Linked DNA regions of Homo sapiens: region 2 is linked to region 1. Evidence: chromatin contacts called from ENCODE Hi-C or POLR2A ChIA-PET data. All regions are on one chromosome and are shown on one strand. Each heading gives the region's core, a stretch centred on a gene start or an enhancer-like site at or near the end of the contact. The rest is flanking DNA. Distances are from core to core; before and after follow the strand shown.

What was found. Hi-C counts contacts between places; a loop is a spot of excess contacts on that map. ChIA-PET counts read pairs that join two places held with the same protein, here RNA polymerase II (POLR2A). Pooled maps may share reads with other maps.
Region 2: a loop to region 1 is called in a map of HepG2, with 2.7 times the contacts of the local background. The contact joins two enhancer-like sites. A Hi-C loop is called at or near these places in 2 of 168 maps with a recorded cell type or tissue (HepG2 and dorsolateral prefrontal cortex) and 1 of 50 pooled maps. POLR2A ChIA-PET finds 5 or more read pairs at or near these places in 5 of 52 experiments (IMR-90, OCI-LY7, activated T-cell and 2 more).

Annotation. Positions count from the first base shown.
Region 1 is chr13:24,104,299-24,108,733 of GRCh38, forward strand. It overlaps a transcript of SPATA13 not described here. Among named protein-coding and RNA genes, the nearest start is that of SPATA13, 54 kb to the right of the region's middle. Within about 2 kb of position 2,198, at least 2 of the 41 ENCODE cell types and tissues checked have a DNase peak (open chromatin) inside an H3K27ac peak, as active enhancers do.
Region 2 is chr13:24,146,389-24,150,823 of GRCh38, forward strand. It overlaps a transcript of SPATA13 not described here. Among named protein-coding and RNA genes, the nearest start is that of SPATA13, 12 kb to the right of the region's middle. RefSeq lists an enhancer at 3,059-3,735. Within about 2 kb of position 2,548, at least 10 of the 41 ENCODE cell types and tissues checked have a DNase peak (open chromatin) inside an H3K27ac peak, as active enhancers do.

The sequences.
Region 1 (4,435 bases), core at 948-3,447:
GATTTTACTTCATCTTAATTTAAAGGGATCCTGGTTCCATCAGTCTATAAAATGAAAAAGCAATTTAGCCCACTCAATTTTTAGAGAGGTTTGGTTTTACAATTCTCAAGGCAGGCATAAATCCGCTAATCCTTAAAACACTTTCCCTTAACCATTTATTCAAATATGCAGTTAAGGGAAAGTATTTTGTATATACCCACATATGCAGGTATCTTCATCTTCGTGGATAGATACAAGGCATCCCTTAGAGACAAGAGCTCCTCGGAAAGAAGCCGATTCCTTTTCATTTACTCCTTCACTCATAGTGACAATGAGAGGGGCATGTGGAATGCAAATAAAGTATTAGGGGAAGTTCCCATCTTTGATGAGCTAAGAGTCTAATTAATAAGGCACAATTAACTGAGGATCTATCTAAATAATCTAAAAACAGTGCTTTGCACATAGTAAGTGCCATAGATTTTGATATAATAACTTGTTAGTTAATGTTTTAAACTCTGGATAAAGTCCTAATTTTCTTAGCCTGGCTGCAGCCTCCTCTCCAGTTTTATTCATGCTCACTCCCCCAGCTCCTCGCCAGAGGCCATGCCAAACCCTTTCACACACCTGTGCTTTGTGATTTTTTGTTCCTCTTTTCTAGAATGGTGTCATCTCCATTTTCTCTGCCTGACAGTCTCATGTCCATCCTTTTAGGAGCTACTTGTCATCTTCTCTTCTCAGACCTGCCTGCTTCCAGGGAGAAGAAGTCACTTGGTCTTCTGAACTCCACACATTTTATTCTTACCTCCACTATGGTACCTCTTGGCTTCTTACAATCGTTTTGTTTTGTTTTGTTTTGTTTCTGTGAGACAGAGTTTCACTCTGTTGCCCAGGCTGGAGTGCAGTGGCATGATCATGGCTCACTGCAACCTCCATCTCTCAGGCTCGATGGATTTTCCCACCTCAGCCTCCAGAGTAGCTGGGACTACAGGTGCACACCATCATGCCAGGCTAATTTTTATTTTTATTTTTTGTATTTTGGGGGGTAGAGACGGGGATCTGCCGTGTTGTCCAGGCTGGTCTCAAACTCCTGGGCTCAAGTGATCCGCCTGCCTCAGCCTCCCAAAGTGCTGGGATTACAGGTGTGAGCCACTGCGCCTGACTTCTTACTTTTTTTTTTTTTGACATATCAATTTCTTCTCAGTGGCAGGAGTCATTCTGGGATTGCCAGCACCAAGCACAATGAGAGAGCCTGATAAATAAACTTGATAAATAGATGTTGAATGAGTGGAAAAAGAAAAGGGTGAGATTTGAAGCAGCTAAAATAGGCCTACGGAGGATGTGCTTTAGAATAGAAATGGAGGAAAGGATAGAAATGGAAAGCACATAAAAGCTCTCTGTTAAGGGCCGAATTGTGTCCCCCCTAACATTCATAGGTCAAAGCCCTAATCCCCAGTACCTCCACATGTGACTGTATTTGGAGACAGGGCCTTTACAGAGCTGATTAAGGAAAAATGAGGCCCTTATGGTGGGCCTTAATCCAATCAGCTGGTGTCTCTTAAGAAATTAGGACACAGACACACACAGAGGGTAGACCTTGTGAAGACACAGGGTGAAGACGGCCACCTGTAAGCCAAGGAGGGAGGCCTCAGAAGAAACCAAGCCTGCTGACACCTTAATCTTGAACTTCCAGCTTCTAGAACTGTGAGAAATACGTTTCTGTCGTTTAAGCTACCCAATCTGTGGTACTTTATTACAGCAGCCCAAAGAAGATTTCTTTTATTTTCTTTTCTCTGTCACTCAGGCTGGAGTGCAGTGGCACAATCATGGCTCACTGCAGCCTTGAGCTCCTGGACTCTTGCAACCCTCCTGCCCCAGCCTCCCAAGTAGCTTGGACACCAGGTGTACACCACTATGCCTGGCTGACTTTTTACTGTTTTGTACAGACAGGGCTTCTCTGTGTTGCTTAGGCTGGCCTCATACTCCTGGCCTCAGTGATCTTTCTGCCTTGGCCTCCCAAAACATTGAGATTACAGTTGTGAGCTACCTTACCTGGCCTAAGATTTCTAATTAAAAGAAATCTTCCCCATCTTTTATTTCTCATCTGTTAGAAACCAAAAGTTATTTTTCTCCACACTCAACTTTTCCTTGTATATGAAAATGGAAACCATTCCACCATTGACATGGGTGGGAATCCTGGCAGGTGTTTTGGTTTCCTGTCCCCTCACTTCAGTTGAGCAGTTGTGCAGCAGTGGCCAAGCCTGTAGGTGCATTGCTCAGCAGTGGGTCACCAGCCACATGTACAGAACAGCACTCGCTTTGTGTCTCACTGGGTCTAAGTACTGACAATTCGGTGATTGTTTGTTTCCAATGTGGAATCCCCTGGTTCTGGGGCCGACAGAGCTGGCTCTCGTTCCAGGGCAAACTTAACAAACAAGTTCAAGGTGAGGGCCATGTGCACTTTACAGAGGTCCCACATGAGAGCTATAAAACCAAGAACCTGCCAAAAGACACGTGAATAATAGGTAGTCCTGTAGAGAAAGAGACAACAAAAGAAAAATCTTGTTCCTAAGTTCACTGAAGATTCTAGATAAAGCAGATCGAGTGAGTTTCAGCAAATATGGGGTCAGGGATTCAAAAGGTAGCCATGTAGTGAAGTCTGTGCACTATTCCGAACACTTGGGGAATTGACTGATAGGATTCTAGTGCATTTGCTCTCTGAAAACTATATTTCTGGGAACCTTCAGATTAAGTACAACATGAAAAGATGATAAGGACGGGGAAAAAAAAAAGGAAGAAATTTATGCTTGCCAGAATAGTGGAGGGAATAAATAGAGCTTTTACAGCTCTATCAGGTGAAGGAAATACTAGAAATTAAAGCAGATATTAAGTCTAGGAGGAAAGTGAAATGCAAGATGATCACACAGTGGCTGGGTACTCAAGTGCCCTTTTGAACAAGAGGCAAAAAAAAAAAAAAAAAAAAAAAAAAAGCTCAAGCCTGGTTCTCCACTCAGTCAGTTATGTGGCCATGGCAGTGAAAATGCTGTATGTATGCAGGCACAGTGGAAACTGTCCCCAGAGAAACGAGCACTCCTCATCACAGTCTCTACTATGTTGTCCCAAGGAGCCCGAAAAATGGTTGCCAAATGTTAAAAAGAAATACCCAAGGCCCTAGGAAGGAATAAAAGCAAATGTACTTGCTTTCGACTTCAGCTGTTTCTCTCAGAAGATATGAAAAGCAAATAGTGTCAATTCTGAGTTTATGGACATTCATAGAGAAAAATCACCTCCTCACCAAAGGTACCTCCATGCCAACTCTTAGCACTCTTATATTTATATGTCTGTGAATTCCACATAGGAAATAGAACAGCCCAATGACAGCGCCTACGTCAGCTTTTCTTCCCTGCATTTTCAGTTTTTATTGAAACTATAGACTTGGTAAGAAAGAAATGGGAGTTCCCAGATCCCAGAGCAGCCTCTTCTCCTCTTTCTGTTTTAGACTTTGGTGGGAACTCTCACAGAACTCTAATAAGATGTGTACTGCTCTATCGGCACGTTAAATCTAGGTGGTAATTTTTAAGTCCTGTTATGGAAGATGCTCACTCGCACTATTCTGGTGCTTCTCACAATTTTAATTATTATGCTTAGTTCTTATCTTAGTCCATTTGTGCTGCTATAGTACGATATCACAAACTGGGTTATTTATAAAGAACGAAATTGATTTCTCAGTTCTGGAGTCTGGGAGACCAAGATCAGGGCACTGGTAGGCTCGGTGTCTGGATAGGGCCTGATCCTGGCTTCCAAGAGGGGCCTTGCTGCTGTGCCCTCTGGAGGGGTGAATGCTGTGCCATCGCCCGGCTGCAGGGGGAAGGGGGGACACGCCCCTCAAGCCCTTTTATAGGGTTACTAATCCATGAGAGCTCCACCCTCGTGATTTAATCACCGCCTAAAGGCTCCACCTCTTAATGCCAACATATTGTTGATTACATTTCAACACGTGAATTCGGGAGACACATTCAGACCACAGCAGTGCTTCCTCTGATTCCCTTCGCACCTTTGCACCGAGGCTTAAACCTCCGTTTCTTGTTCTCTCAGTGTTGAACTTAACCCCTAGTGGGACGTGTGCCTGTTTATATTTTACAATAAAGGCCTCTGTGACTCACTGTGGGTGCGTGGGCTTTGAGGAGTGCAGCCCTAGGATGGGAGCCTGCCTGGGACTCTTGTGAAACGGGACCTGCCTACTGAAGGAAACTGCTTTAGGGAGGGCTTGTGCCAGGACACTCACCCTTGCAGCCAGGATTCTCCTGAGGCAGTTTATTTAATTTCTTTTTGGAAGAACCTTCCAGTTTGGAGCCTGGGAGTAAATGCCGGCTGCTTTTCATGGTAGGGGGGGGGAAGCCTGATGCTGGGACCCCTAGGCTGCATCCAGTGAGCTCCTGCAGCTCCGCACCTTTCCTCA
Region 2 (4,435 bases), core at 1,298-3,797, 42 kb after region 1:
CCGAGTACCCTTGTGATCGTTAGCTGCTTCCATGCAGGCAGGCCTGCAAGAAATTCGTTGGCTTTCATTTAAAGATAGGAATTGGTAACTAAAATTGCTAGGGCGATACATAACTAAGTACTCTATAATCTTATCTACATAGATAAGAAATAATACATAAACCTGTATGATAATTAACACAGAGGAAAGTAGGCTATAAATAACCTCTAAAATGTTCTTTTACAGGGCACTAAGGAAATGGAAATGCACAGCAATTTAAAAAAAATGCCAATACTTCTCTTACTTGTCACAGGTTAGAGATATGTGAATGCCATGATTATGTTATACATTTAATTAGTATATACCTTTGTGTCTAAAGCATTTTCCATCGTGGTCGGCTATGCTTCCTGCAGTCTCAAATGCCCTCTACACACTACGGAATATCCTATCTCCCAGATGGACTGAGATTTCTTTACCACCGCATCCGTCCCCGCCCCACCCCTCCCCCACCAATTTTGAACATTTTACAAGCTCCAGTCTTTTAAAAAATCTCATTCAGGCATGATTTTTTTTTCCTAGAAAAACTATGCCTTTCACTTAGAAATAAAGAGAAGAAAACATCTTGGCGAGTCTTGAAATATGTCAATAAATTCATTGCCCAATAGGCCTCTGGATGAGTTTATTATTTTCCGCTGCCCATAACTCCAAGCATGCATTGGATGGAAGATGATATCTGATTGTTCAGATAATTTTTTTCTTACCATCAAGAATGGAATGCTTTTTCCACTTATAATTAAAATTGTTTCAAGAAGACTACTCTGATTAATTGGCCTGGTGGTATGTGTGATGCATGTCTCGTACTTTAGGCAGAACAGGATGCAGAGAAGGTGGAAAGGAGATAGAATGATGACCGTATTGAGTAACTGGGCCATGACAGTGAGTGTAGTCTGCTTTGCTAAATGTGAGTTTCTGTAATTTAGCTTGTAGGTGACTGGTAAATAGGGGCAGAGTGTCACCATCATGTGAAAGTTGTGCTGATTCATAGCAATTTCTGCCCTACACGTTAATGCTGGCCAAGCTTGTCTATCCACTCTCTTCTGTGTGCTCCCTTCTCCGTTGGAAGTGGTGATTGCTCGGTGCTCTCAATCTGGGAGCATTTTGCCCTTGTCTTCATATCTCAGCAGGGTCAACTCTCAAGCTGTTAAGCCCCTTCCAGGAAGCCACCCACACCTTTTAAAAAAACTTGTAGTAAATATACAGAACAAAACGTACCATCTTAACCATGTTTAAGTCTATTAAGTACATTTATATTGCTGTGCAACCAACACCACCATCCATCTCCAGAGCTGAAACTGAAACCCTGTACCCATTAAACATTAACTCCCCGTTCCCTCCACACCCCTAGCCCCTGGCAGACACCATTCTACTTTCCTTTTCTGAGCTTGACCGCTCTAGATACCTCATATCAGTGGAATCGTACGGGATTGGTCTTTTTGTGATTGGTTCATTTCATTTAGCGTAAGGTCCTCAAGGTTCATCCATGTTGTAGCATGTGTCTGAATCTCCTTCCTTTTAAGGCTAATATTCTATTGTATGTATACACCACATTTTTTTAATCCATTCATCCACCACTGGACACCTGGGTTGTTTCTGTCTTTTGGCTTTTGTGAATAATGCTGCCATGACTATGTTGCGTACAAATATCTGTTAAAGATCCTGCTTTCAGTTCTTTTCCGCATACACCCAGGGGTAAAATTGTTGAATCATATCATTTCCCATATTTTTAAAAGACATTCCTGCACAGCATTTGCAGTTGTAGTTCCTTGCTAGGAATCTAATGTGCCTTTTCAACTGCCTATGTCTTTTGATTACGATCGTTACTATTGTTAGGGCTCTGGTGATGAAGTCCTCAGGGTTCAAGGGGTCTCAGTCCTACTTTCATGAGCCCCGTTGTCTTTTGTGCACAATTTCACAGAACACAAGGCTTTTTTGTTTTTTTATTTTTTTTTCCTGAAATGCATACATCCCATCAGAGCAGAAATGGCCATAGGGTTGGAATAAATAGGCTGGGGTATAACCCTGTGCTGTATTACCTAATTACCTCAGAAAAATGAAACCATCTCAGTTTTCTGCTCCTTAACACTGCCTCCCAGGGTACCTGCAGGAGTTTCTGACCTGAAGCATCAAACACAAGCCCTTGGTGTACACATAACCAGTGTGATACGTTAGGAGTTTAATATGGTTGACCAGAGGCTTTTAGTCAGAGGGAGAACTTGGTTGAAGAGTTGAGAATCTCTGCAAGGAACTGGCTCAGTCTTTTTCTTATGCCTACAACTGTTGGCATTGTACACAAGGCTTAATGGACCAAACACATCAGACAAGTAAAACACCTAAACAGGAGCATTCTGTCCTAGCAATGAGTGTGTGTCCAGAGAGATCTGGAAAGCTTGAGGAAGGCAGGGAGGGGTAGAACAAGGGAAGTAAGGACACAGGAGCTGCTGTTCATTCTGGTAGAGCGGCTTGTTTATTATTCATGGTTTCCATGAGTGTTTGTTTATACCAGGAAATGCTCTCCTATGCATGCCACATGAGAGCAGGGCTCTGTGACTCAGGGTTGGTGACTGGGCTTGGAGGAATGTAGGCTCCGTCCACAAACAAAGGAGAATGAGGATTTGAATGTCACGGTAAACTTATTTGTGACTAAGGAGGTAGTGGGCAAAAGGGGGGCAGGAAGAAGCCATGGGGCAGATGAAAGAGGCGTCCTGTCTGCCCCCTGCCTGTTGCCATCACACTGGGTCGTTTTCCACATTGCTGATCACTGCAGTGTGTTCCAGTGATGGGCTTTATCTCATTAGTGAGTCCTGAAATGAATTTAGCAAATTTCCACCAGAATTAAATACAACAACCCAAGAGAGAAGAGAGAACACCGAACACACCCCATGAAGTAAAGGTTGGCATCGTTTGTCATTCTCTTTATGTTCTCATATGTGAGATCGTGGGGGTGAAATACGCATCTCACTGTGGGCTGTGGTCGGAAGTTTGAAAAACACCCTGGCATTTTGCCTGTCTTCTGTTCCTGGACCTTCCCTTTCTGTTGGTGAGAATTTTGTGTCCAAATCTGGCCAAGGGTGGACTCTGAAGAGACAATCCCTGGTTGACTCTAGTGTTCATTAGAGGAGTTCTGCTGCCACTTTTTCAGGAATCAGAGATGCCCTGAGGCCACCTAACACTCCTAGATCTTCTGTCACTGTGGTGTAGTGCAGCGTCCTGAATTTGGAGCTAAAAGCTTGGATTTGAATCACTGGAAATGGCTGATGGGGGCGGGAAAGCTCCCACCCATGTGGGGAAGAACCCAGAGGGAGAGCGGCTTGTACAAAGGCCCTGCGGGGCGGATAGAGCTGGAGAGCTGCGGGTCAGGTTGTCACAGGCCTTGCATGACATGCAAAGAAACTTGAACTCGGTTGTGTGGGTGCTGAGGCCTGACAGGAGTTGGGGGTGTTTCAGAAAGAGCTCTTGGGCAGCAGGAGGTGGTTGGGGAGGAACACAGAGATGGGAAGGCCTGCATCCAGGGGCTGTCGGGGAGGGAGAGAGCTGCTGTGCCACAGGGTGGCTGTGGGGAGGGAAGGGAGAGTGTGGGGCATGGGAGAGTCGGGGGACTGTCCCACAGAAAGCTGGTATCTGCCTGACTGGTGGCCAGGTGTGCAGCCTGGAGGAGACGGAGCTGGGCAATGCTGAGATTCTTAGGTGGACTGATGGGGGACAGTCACATTAGAACATGGTGGGCCAGACCCTCTGTCCTGAGACACATTGGCTCTACAGTGCCCGTCTCCCGTGCTCTCCTCCCACAGCCTCCACTTCTCCAAACACCCTGGGTTTCTCCCTGCCCAGCACCAGTGCACCCACCGCATGTCCTCAGTGCTCTCAAGTGGCATCACTGCTGCACAGCTCCTGCCAGTCCCCTAGAGAGCAGCCTGCAGCCTCAGTGGCATGGCAGTGCATCTCAGCACTGGGAGTTCCAATCCTATGAGATGTCACCGACTGGCATGGGTGCCCTCTGGGGAGACCTGGTTCAGGCAGGACCTCCTTTTTAAGGCTGTTTCTAACTTCCCATCCATCCTGAATTAGTCAGTGTTCTCCAGAGAAATAAAACCTATAGGAAGTATAGAGAGATAAATATTGATTGATTTTTTTTTTTAAGGAATTGCACACAAATTTGAGGGCTGGCAAGTCCAAAATTTGTAAGTAGGCCAGTAGGCTGGAGACTCAGGTAAAAGTTGATGTTGAAGTCTTGGGTCCAGAATCCACAGGGCAAGGCAGGCCACAGCAGGCTGGGGATTCAGGCAGGCTTTTGTGTTGCAGTCTTGAGGCCGAAGTCCTTCTTCCTCAGGGAACCCACATCTTCTCTCCTATGACTGTCCCCTGATTGGACAAGGCCCACCCACATGGCAGAGGACTC